Regions from separate parts of the Homo sapiens genome. Here regions 1 and 3 are each linked to region 2. A link is a contact called in ENCODE Hi-C or POLR2A ChIA-PET data. All regions are on one chromosome and are shown on one strand. The core of a region is the stretch at or near the end of the contact, and the rest is flanking DNA. Distances in the headings are between cores, read along the strand shown. Region 1 overlaps IGFBP2 (insulin like growth factor binding protein 2). Region 2 has its middle 82 kb from the start of MREG. Region 3 overlaps ATIC (5-aminoimidazole-4-carboxamide ribonucleotide formyltransferase/IMP cyclohydrolase).

Region 1 (3,445 bases), core at 253-2,752, 730 kb after region 2:
CAGGTTTGGGGAGGGGGAAGAGAAATTTTTATTTTTGAACCCCTGTGTCCCTTTTGCATAAGATTAAAGGAAGGAAAAGTAAAGTGTGTGTCTTTTGCCTGAGTCTTTGGGGTCTTCCAGGGAGAGATGCAGAGCCTGGCCTAGGTTGGCCTACCCGCCATCATCCAGCTTTGCCCCTGGCTCCTAGGAAAATGGGAAAGGCCGTTTCCGTTTCCCATTCATGAAATGGCAATAAGAAGGAATGGGAACCTCCTGAATCCAGATCAAACCCTCCAGTGCAGCCCCAGGACTCCCAGGTGAGGCTTCTGCCCCCATGTGGCCCCTGCCTGGCGCTGTACAGGGGCAGGATGAGTCACGGGCTGGGGATGGGGAGATGTGGAGCGTGGGTCCGGCTTCCTCCCTCGCACATTCAGATAACACTGCAGTGGGAGATAAGGAACAGGAAACGTTGGGATTGGGGTTGTCTGGCCCCTGAAATAAAGGAGGCTCCCTCCTGCCCAGGGTGAGACATTTCCACTCAGCCCCCAAAGAAAGGGAGTAGGGCTGTGGTTAACTGGCTTATTCATAAGGATGACACCACTGAGAATTCAGATGCTGCTCTCTAAGGGGCCCAAGGGATTTGGTGTCCAGACCAGCAAATATCAATTGAAACAAAGGGCTATGAGTGTGTCAAGGTGTGCAGGCTGAGGGACTGTGGAAGGAGGCACAGAATGTGGCCTTTCTTAGCAGAGTTCCACATCAGAGCTCACCTACATCTGCCATTCTGTTCTGCTGGCCTCTCAACTCCAGTGAATTCCAGGGGGCTTATGCACCCCGACCCCTGCCTTTGCAATGGGCCATGGGGGGAGAAAGCTCACCATTTGAGGCCCACAGTCCCTGCCCCCCTAACCTTCCTCGGTACGTGGCCCAGGGCCTGGCCTCTCCTGTCACTCCCCTCTCCTGTGGCTGGAGTCTGATCCCTTCCCACAGAGGAGGGGCTCCCTAGGGGCCTGGCCCAATCCACTACCTTCCAGACCTTCCATCTGGTGAGTGTAGGGAGGCGGAGGGATGGCGGGCCCTTTACCAGGTGTGACATAAGTGTAGCTGGAATGCAAGACAGCTTTTGGAAATGGCACAAGATGAGCTTTCTTGGAGTGCAGGAAAACCAGATCCCCAAGAATAGATGGAGCCATGCCAGGAGGGTGTGTTCTAGGCTGCACCGGGCCAAGGCCAGCACTTGGCCACAGCCCCAAAAGTATTCATTCAGCGGATCCTTGTGCATCCGTGAAACAGGCACTATTGTTAGTTACACTTTACAGATGAGGAAAAGTGTAACTAGAAGTGCCCAAACTCTCCTGCCCTGGGTCTGGGGACCCCTAACTCCAGCGTGTGGCAGCCACCCACCCCTGAGTTATACTGGCCCCGTGGATGGAAGCAGGTGAGACGCTTGGAGAGGGCCTAGAGGGCTCTGGGCACTGGATGGACCTGGAGCTTGAAGCTCAGCAGTCCCTGCATGGGGTCTGATTGTCTTTCATTCGGCGCATGCGTGCTGCAGCTGGCCCTTCCCCCTGCCCTCTGAGTTGCTGCAAAGAGCAGTCAGCCCCGGGGCTGCTGTCCCCAGGTGGAGCTGCTATCCCTGGGTGGAGCAGCCCGTGCCTGCCCTCCTGGGAAGCCTGGTGTTTCTCAACCTCGGTGAACATTTGACTCGACGGCGGCACTTAAAACAAAAACTGATGCCAGTACCTCAGCTTCAGACATTCTGATGTAACTGGTTTGCCATGGAGCCCAGGCAGGGTCTTTTTCCTTTCTTAGGTTCCATGGTGATTGTGAACCAGGGAGGGATAAGGCAAGAAAAAGGCCGGAGTCAGGACACCTGGGCTTGGATCCTTTCCCACCACTTCGTTTTCCATTGCCTGGGGCTATGCTGTCCACCTTCTCTGAGCCTGTTTTCCTCATCTGTCTATTGGGGATGTTATCAGCCTCAAATAGCAGGGTGGTATTAGTGTGAGACTAGATGTGAAGGTGCTTTGAAAACTAGGACTGTATAAAACGGGAGGGGTTACTATGGGGCCATTGTTGGGTCAGGTGTTTGCCAGACCTCACGCCCCAGGGCTGCCACCTTGTCCATTCTTTGAACTTTTCCAGAGGGCTTCTGAGGATGCCACAATCTCCTTGCCCATTTCCCCTCCATTACCCTTAGTGCTCTTGTACCCAACCCTCTGAAGAGGTAGCTTTTATGGGTGAGTGGGTGAGCAGCACCTCCGCTGTGGCTCTAGCTGCAGGAACCACACTCACTGATGTGCAGTGCAACCTAGAAACCTTTGCCGAGAGGAAGCATCATTGCATCCACGTGGGAAGATGGCTGGCTGGGCAGGGATCTTGAAGATGTCAAGCACATCTCTCACCTGGAACTAACTGTGCCTCTTTGAACGTTAAGCAAACACCGGGGCTATACTGCCACTGTGTGGCAGCATGCAGAACTGCAGCTGAGCCTACATCGGGCCCTTGGAGAGTCTGTTGCATTGAAGAGGAGTGGTCCAGAAGGAGTCAGCTGGAGACGTTGTTACCACTGGCCCTATCCCAGATCCCCTGAGTTAGAAGCTCGGGGAGGGGCCTGGGAGTCTGCATTGAAACTTGCTTCCTGTGTGGTTCTTATGGAGGACTGGTTGACTTCATTTATAGGATCCAGGGCAAAATAAAAATATGGAGTCCCTTATTCAGAAATTATTAAGAATGTCAAGACAGAAATAGCAGAACATTAAACTAAGTGTCAGCCTTGTATGACTGCATGGGTCATGCCCACGGGGCTATCCCTCTTCTTATGCTCTCTACATTTGGACAGTCACCACTGTCATCCCTGAATCTGTTTGATGTGTCTTGAATACTAACTACATAATAAGATGTGGTGGTTAAAAGCGTAACCATGGAGGTGAGGTAGTCTTTGAACAGAATCAGACTCTTGAGTTATGTGCCTTTGGACATATTTCTAACCTCTGTGAATCTCATTTACTTCCTCTTTAAATATTGGGATAGTTTCTATCTTAAAAGACTTGCTTTGAGAATATAAAATCATTTCTGTCACACGGTAAGTGCTGCCTAAATGTAGCTCTCGGCCTTGCATGGTGGCTTACGCCTGTAATCCTGGCACTTTGGGAGGCCAAGGCGGGTGGATCAACCGAGGTCAGGAGTTCAAGACCAGCCTGGCCAACGTGGTGAAACCCCGTCTCTACTAAAAAATACAAAAATTAGCCGGACTCGGTGGCGGGTGCCTGTAATCCCAGCTACTTGGGAGGCTGAGGCAGGAGAATCACTTGAACCTGGGAGGTGGAGGTTGCAGTGAGCTGAGATTGCACGAGCCTGGGCAACAGAGTGAGACTCCGTCATAAAAAAAAGAAAAAAAAAATAGCTCTCACTATATCCCAGGCTCGGTATTAGGATGTCAGGCTATGAAGATGATGAAGATGAA
Region 2 (3,162 bases), core at 47-2,546:
CCTTTGCACTTGCTGTTCCCTCTGCCTGGGCCCCTCTTCCTTCACATCTTTGCATGACTGACTGGCTGTGACTCATCCTTTAAGGGTCCCAACTCAGACCTCTCTCAGAGAAGAGGCCCCTGACCACCCTGTGCAGAGGGGCCCCACTCAGTTCCACCTTATCTCATCCAGTGTTCCTGTTACAGCACTGCTTGCAAATTGTAGTTACCTTGTTTGTTTGTCTACTCTGTTCTCATCTGCCTTACCCACTAGAAACTGGATCCAATCTTTTCTTTTTATTCAAACACCTTCTATAAATATTTGCTTTTTGTTTTTGTTTTTGTTTGAGACAGGGTCTCACTCTGTTGCCCAAGATGGAGTGCAGTGGCGCGATCACTATGAAAAGATCAGGTCACAGGGATACAAAGACGACCAGGATTTGTAGTTGACCAGGATTTGGTGCTACCCTAAAAGAGGTCTTCTTTTCTGGGGGACAGGGACACAGTAATGTAAACGTGTATTTCAATGCAATATGATAAATGTTCTGAGTACTTTTGCTATTGAAGCACAGAGATAAAGCTCTCTCCAAGTCTGAGTCATATTTGTTCTGGAAGAATCAAGGAATTTTGAAGACAGAAAAATGAAGCAAGGGCTCTCCGGTTTTATTTGCAATGTTCTGTGTTTCCAAATCACTTTTAGTAATCTGCCTTTTGAGAGAGGCATCCCCTTTACCACCCTGCCTAAGAGGAAAATTAATTCGATAATTATTTAAAATTTGGTAGGTTTCAAAGGAATGGGTATTTGGAGCACACTTCACTAGTCTTTCCCCTTTTGTTTTAAAAATTTGCCAAAGTAAAAAGTTGCTTTAGAAAGTAGAAAACCAATAATGACACTAGCAACCTGGAATGCAGTAGAGGCAGCTATCCGGCATATCTCAGATTATAATATTCAAATACATGCCGAAGACAAACACAATTTGGCATGCTACAGAACTAGAGAAACAGGTAGGCCTGAGAGTTACTTGAATTTTTTCTGGGGCAGAAACTCAGAAATCCAAAAATGATCTTATTTACAAGCCTTTAGTCTGAGTTGACCTTTCTTCTTTAAAAGACATCGATGCCCTTTCGTTGTTTCATTTTCTGCCAATTTCCAAATGTTCTCCAAGAAAAAGACAACCTCTGAAATTCACCAAAAAATGAATAAATAAAAACCCTCTAAATCAATCACTAAATGAGGAAAAATAGACAGAACTTCGTTAATTGACTCAGGCTTTTAAAAATTGTCTCTCCTGATGGGGACTGAGGGATGAGATCTTGAAGCTCACAGAACACAGAGTGAGTCAACAGCGGCATCTAGTGTTCAATCAGAATCCTGCAAAGCCCCTCGTTGGAGATGGGAGGATCTGTGTGTTATTGTAAGAGGCAAATCAGTTACATTTATCCACTCGTGGAAATCATTGAGAAGCACTCACCCGAGTGTTTATGGTGCTGCTTCCATAGATGTTCACAGGAGAAGGACGCAGGTTGTCCTAATTCCAGAGAGACGGAACATCACACAGCCTTGGCATGCATCTCACCTGCATCTCAGCCTCATCTCAGCTTCCCCTCAGACTCAAACTCAAAGACAGGACTATGTGCCTGAGAGTCCCTGAAGGGCAGAAGCCCTCTAAGGTGGTTTATCAGCCTTCTCTGGAGTAAACGGAATAGATTGTGTTAATTGTTGGAAATAATCCTGCTTTTGCCTTAACTTTTTTCTGGACACCCTGAACTCTTCAGTGAATAGTGAATTCTGGGGAAACTATTTAATCGGCTACAATCTATAAATAAGGGGTGATTTTGGATCTGTGTATGCCAGTGATTTTCACCATTTTTCCCCAGCAATGAAATGATTTAAGGGAAAAACATGAGATATTTGGAATGACAATGTTACAAAGAATAGATACATATACATAATCTATAGCTGATCTCTTTAAAGGGGGGTTGGTGTAGAAAAACCAGACCTACAGGCACTCAGCCATCCAGAACTCCCACCCTTCCCTTGCCTCTCCTCACCCCACTCTCCTTGGCCCCCCACCCTATTGGCCCCAGCCCCGTGCCACTCCCAGCTGCTGAGGCTTATCTGCAGAGACCTAGGTCCTCCTAGAATAACAGAAGCCTTTTAAACTTGGATCTGTTTTCTTTAGGAGAAAAGTGACAGAAAGGCACCCAACAGACCTGGGCAAAGGATACAAGGTACATTAATACAGGTTAAGATGTAACCTAGCGGACACAGAGAGCTACAAAAAGGGGGAGGCTTAGCAGCATTTTGGCAGTTGGAAAGACAAGCTTCCCTTGTTTTCTATACCCACCAAGGTGCCCTGCCTTCATCCTCACCACTTTGCTGATGGCATTATGTCTTTGGCTGAGGATGCCATCAGATCCTTTGGGAAATTCTCCTTGCCATTCTGAGAGATTTTATACCCTCCTGAGCCCTCCCGGGGGCTGCCCACCTGTCTGCCCATAGATGCAAGTTACTGGTGACAGTGCCAGCAAAAATCTGAAGGTTTACTGAAAGGAGAGTCAGTGGGCAGTATCTTCCTAACACCATGTGCCTTGGAGCTTCCTCTATAATTATTCATTCATTCACTTCATTCACTGAGAAAGCATAATTGGGTATATTCCAAACTACCCCAACCAAAAGGCCAGCATTTGTTATGGTTGGAAACTACTTGTTTACCTAGATTATAAAAATAATAAGCCCGGGCACAGTGGCTCATGCCTGTAATCCCAGCACTTTGGGAGGCCGAGGCAGGTGGATCACCTGAGGTCAGGAGTTCACGACCAGCCTGGCCAACATGGTGAAACCCGTCTCTACTAAAAATACAAAAAATTAGCTGGGCATGGTGGTGAGCGCCTGTAATCCCAGCTACTCAGGAGGTGGAGGCAGGAGAAACACTCTAATCCGGGAGGCGGAGGAAGTTGCAGTGAGCCAAGATCGTGCCATTGCACTCCAGCTTGGGCAACAAGAGTGAAACTCCATCTCAAAATAATAGTAATAATAACAGCATCTTCTAAACAACAAAAAGCCTGGAAGCCAGCCCTTATGGCTGAAATGTCATTTGTATGGCTTATCAGAGAATAAAATGAAGATTCCTCTCCATCTCTTTCACTCAGTAAACTATGTGTCAGATGTATGTCATTCTTA
Region 3 (3,281 bases), core at 731-3,230, 600 kb before region 2:
ACATTCAGAAGATGATACATTCCGTAATGCCTCCTGTAGCCATCTGATAACCATCTGGTTTGAGACGCCATTTGGACTGAAGAGCACAGAAGTTGAGTAGTCTGGAGTTCTGAAAAGATGTCATGGGGGAGATGGAGATTGGAATGTCTCTGCCACGTAGATCTTTTTGAAGACATGAGACAGGATGGGATGGCCTGGATTTTATAGAGAAGAGGGTCAAGAAAGCCTTGGGGTAAAGGCTTGGTAGGTGTACTGTGGAGGAACCAGCAGAAGAAAAGTTGTGAAATTCCAACCTTTTAGAATGCATTTGAGAACAGAAAAGGGACTGTTTGTTTTGCACATATTGTAAGAAGCCGTTGCCTTGGAATATTGGATCTAGAAGCCCAATTGAAGTAGGCCAAAGCAGAAATGTGATGTTAAGAACTAACAACGATAAAGAGGTTTCTTGGAACAAGAAAGTAGGACTTTCTCTGGGTTTGTAGAGTTTAGAGAGGGTTTTTAAATGTGTGTCCTGTTCTGTTCCAAAGGTAGGCTGTGAGAGCCTGTCCTGCTCTGGTACAAGGGAGAGTAGGGGCAGGGACAGAGGTGAGAGTCCCAGGCATGGAGGCCTTGGAATCCCAAGCACTACCGGTGCAGCTGGCCTTGGCTGAGAGCAAGGGCAGCCTCCTTCCTGCCTGGGGCGGTCAGCATTTGGTGAGGGGGTGCAGCCTGGGCTTCCTTTCCCTGTCATCAGCTGAGAGAGCGATGGGGGAGGGGAGCAGCGTGCCAGGTGGGAGGAGAATCTGAAAGTTTCTTCACGTTTGCCGCGTTCTATTGTTCTGCCTCAGATAGATTTTTTTTTTTTTTTTTTAAATTAAGACAACGGAGTCTCGCTCTGTCACCCAGGCTGGAGTGCAGTGGCGCAATCTCTGGTTCAAGCGATTCTCCTGCCTCAGCCTCCTGAGTAGCTGGGATTACAGGTGCGCACCACAATGCCTGGCTAGTTTTTCTGTTTTTAGTAGAGATGGGGTTTCACCATGTTGGCCAGGCTGGTCTCAAACTCCTGACCTCAAGTTATCTGCCTATCTCAGCCTCCCAGAGTGCTGGGATTACAGGCGTGAGCCACCACACCTGGCCTCAGATCTCAGATACACTTTGACACTAACACTTCCCAAATCCCCACAGACACCCTGTGAAGTCCTGTAGGCTGAAGTAATCTAAGTAATTTGTTTTCTCTCGGCCTTTCTGGGCTTCACAGCACAGTAATCTTTTAAAAATGGAAATCGGATGATGTCAGACCCTACTTAAAGCCATTCCTTGGCTTTTCTTAAGCACTTTGCCCTGCCCCACAAACCCTGTGCTGCCTGCCTGCCTCCTATCTGCCCCCTCAGCAGCTCTCCCTGCGCCTGCTGCTAGCCCCTCCGCCCTGTGCCTCCAAGTGGGCCCAGCTCTTTCCACTCCAGCGCCTCTGGCTCCTTGTCCCCTTCACCCAGAATTCTTCCCTCTGCCCTTCACCGTCCTGGTTTCTTGTTATTCAGGCCTCACCTCCTCAGAGAAGCCTTCCTTGACCGCTTAGACCAAAGTAGCAGCCCATCATGCTTTCATCCCATCACCCTGTTTTGCTGCATGTGTTTCTATTCAATCTGTTCAAATTGTCTTCCCCCATTAGGATGGCAGCTTCCTTTTTTTTTTTTTTTTGAGATAGAGTTTCACTCTTTTCGCCCAGGCTGGAGTGCAGTGGTGCGATCTTGGCTCGCTGCAAACTCCACCTCCCGGGTTGAAGTGATTCTCCTGCCTCGGCCTCTCAAGTAGCTGGGACTACAGGCGCCTGCCACCACACCTGGCTAATTTTGTATTTTTAGTAGAGATAGGGTTTCACCACGTTGGCCAGGCTGGTTTTGAACTCCTGACCTCAGGTGATCTGCCTGCCTCGGCCTCCCAAAGTGCTGGGATTACAGGCATGAGCCACAGCGCCCAGCCAGGATGTCAGCTTTTGAGAGCAGAAGCTGCATCTGTTTTTGTTTGTCGCTGAATCCCCAGGGCTTAGAAGACTGCTTGGCACATTCCCTAAATGTTTACTGAATGAATAATTAGCAACCTGACATTTTGCACAAATTTTTCCTTGTAGGACTTCTTGAAACTGATTTGTCTGCTGTTATATCTGACCTATTTCCTGCTTATAGTTTATATTCTCCATTAAGATTCTGAGACAAAAAAATCCCCATGTACTGTCAGTTCTTATACTTTTCATTTTCCAAAGCATTTTCATTGGACTATATAAAAGCCTTCATTGTTCCTTAGACTGTGTGTGCGTTTCTTTTGAAGTTTAAAGTATTATTTGTGGTAAACATGGCAGAGGCGGCCCTGGACACGTAAATAAGCGTTTCTTGTGCGAGATTCCCAGGATTTCTCCCCAACATGGGCTTATTTCCACAATAGAAAAGGCACTTTGCCTTTTCATGTGGTTTGAGTATTTGGCAGTGATGTTATTACAGAGTGTATGGTTGCGATTGTATCTAAAACAAAATTGAAGCAAGAACAAAGATGGGGTTGTGTGAGTGTGTGTATGTGTCTGAGATTTTAATGACTGGTTTGCTTATGATTGGAAAGAAGAAAATTCCTATTTATTTCAGCTATTTACTAGATTAAGCAACTTTCAGCATTTCTCTGGCACTTTCTATTTCAGTTATTAATGTCTTTGAAAATTTGATATTTGAAGGGGAACCGGATACTCTTTTTTTTTTGAGGCAGAGTCTTGCTCTGTCGCCCAGGCTGGAGTGCAGTGGCATGATCTCGGCTCACCACAACCTCCGCCTCCCAGGTTCAAGTGATCTCCTGCCTCAGCCTCCTGAGTAGTTGGGATTACAGGCATGTACCACCAGGCCCAGCTAATTTTTGTATTTTTAGTAAAGACAGAGTTTCACCATATTGGCCAGACCAGTCTGAAACTCCCAACCTCAGGTGATCCACCCACCTTGGCCTCCCAAAGTGTTGGGGATTACAGGCATGAGCCACCGCACCCATCCAGATACGCTTAACTATGAGATGTTTCAGAAACCAAAAGTTTTCTCCCACTTATCAACCTTAGCCTAAACCATCTATGAGGAGTGGGAGGGAGATGGGGGAGTTGTACATATGGTGTTTTGTTTTATTATGCCTGTTGTATGCCTTAGGGGATATTTTACTTCTATTGTTTACTATTTATTGCCTAGTTTGTTTTCTTCTGTGCCTCTCGCATAAATTTCATGAGGACAGTGATTTTATTTGACTTGATTTTTGGTTGGGGGAATTATTTTTTCAAG

The links. Hi-C counts contacts between places; a loop is a spot of excess contacts on that map. ChIA-PET counts read pairs that join two places held with the same protein, here RNA polymerase II (POLR2A). Pooled maps may share reads with other maps.
Region 1: a pooled map shows a loop between it and region 2 (8-fold over the local background). The contact joins two enhancer-like sites. A Hi-C loop is called at or near these places in 3 of 168 maps with a recorded cell type or tissue (CD4-positive, alpha-beta T cell, GM12878 and mammary epithelial cell), 2 of 37 single-sample maps with no recorded cell type and 8 of 50 pooled maps.
Region 3: a loop to region 2 is called in a map with no recorded cell type, with 3 times the contacts of the local background. The contact joins two enhancer-like sites. A Hi-C loop is called at or near these places in 2 of 168 maps with a recorded cell type or tissue (GM12878 and naive thymus-derived CD4-positive, alpha-beta T cell), 7 of 37 single-sample maps with no recorded cell type and 5 of 50 pooled maps. POLR2A ChIA-PET finds 5 or more read pairs at or near these places in 1 of 52 experiments (PC-9).

The regions. Positions count from the first base shown.
Region 1 is chr2:216,664,354-216,667,798 of GRCh38, forward strand. It overlaps IGFBP2 (insulin like growth factor binding protein 2), which reads left to right. Exons shown (of 4, transcript NM_000597.3): 4 at 1-83. Among named protein-coding and RNA genes, the nearest start is that of IGFBP-AS1, 28 kb to the right of the region's middle. Within about 2 kb of position 1,503, at least 10 of the 41 ENCODE cell types and tissues checked have a DNase peak (open chromatin) inside an H3K27ac peak, as active enhancers do.
Region 2 is chr2:215,930,120-215,933,281 of GRCh38, forward strand. No RefSeq gene overlaps it. Among named protein-coding and RNA genes, the nearest start is that of MREG, 82 kb to the right of the region's middle. Within about 2 kb of position 1,297, at least 2 of the 41 ENCODE cell types and tissues checked have a DNase peak (open chromatin) inside an H3K27ac peak, as active enhancers do; they include PC-9, where a contact is called at or near this core.
Region 3 is chr2:215,327,058-215,330,338 of GRCh38, forward strand. The region is part of intron 7 of ATIC (5-aminoimidazole-4-carboxamide ribonucleotide formyltransferase/IMP cyclohydrolase); the gene reads left to right. Among named protein-coding and RNA genes, the nearest start is that of ATIC, 17 kb to the left of the region's middle. Within about 2 kb of position 1,981, at least 2 of the 41 ENCODE cell types and tissues checked have a DNase peak (open chromatin) inside an H3K27ac peak, as active enhancers do; they include PC-9, where a contact is called at or near this core.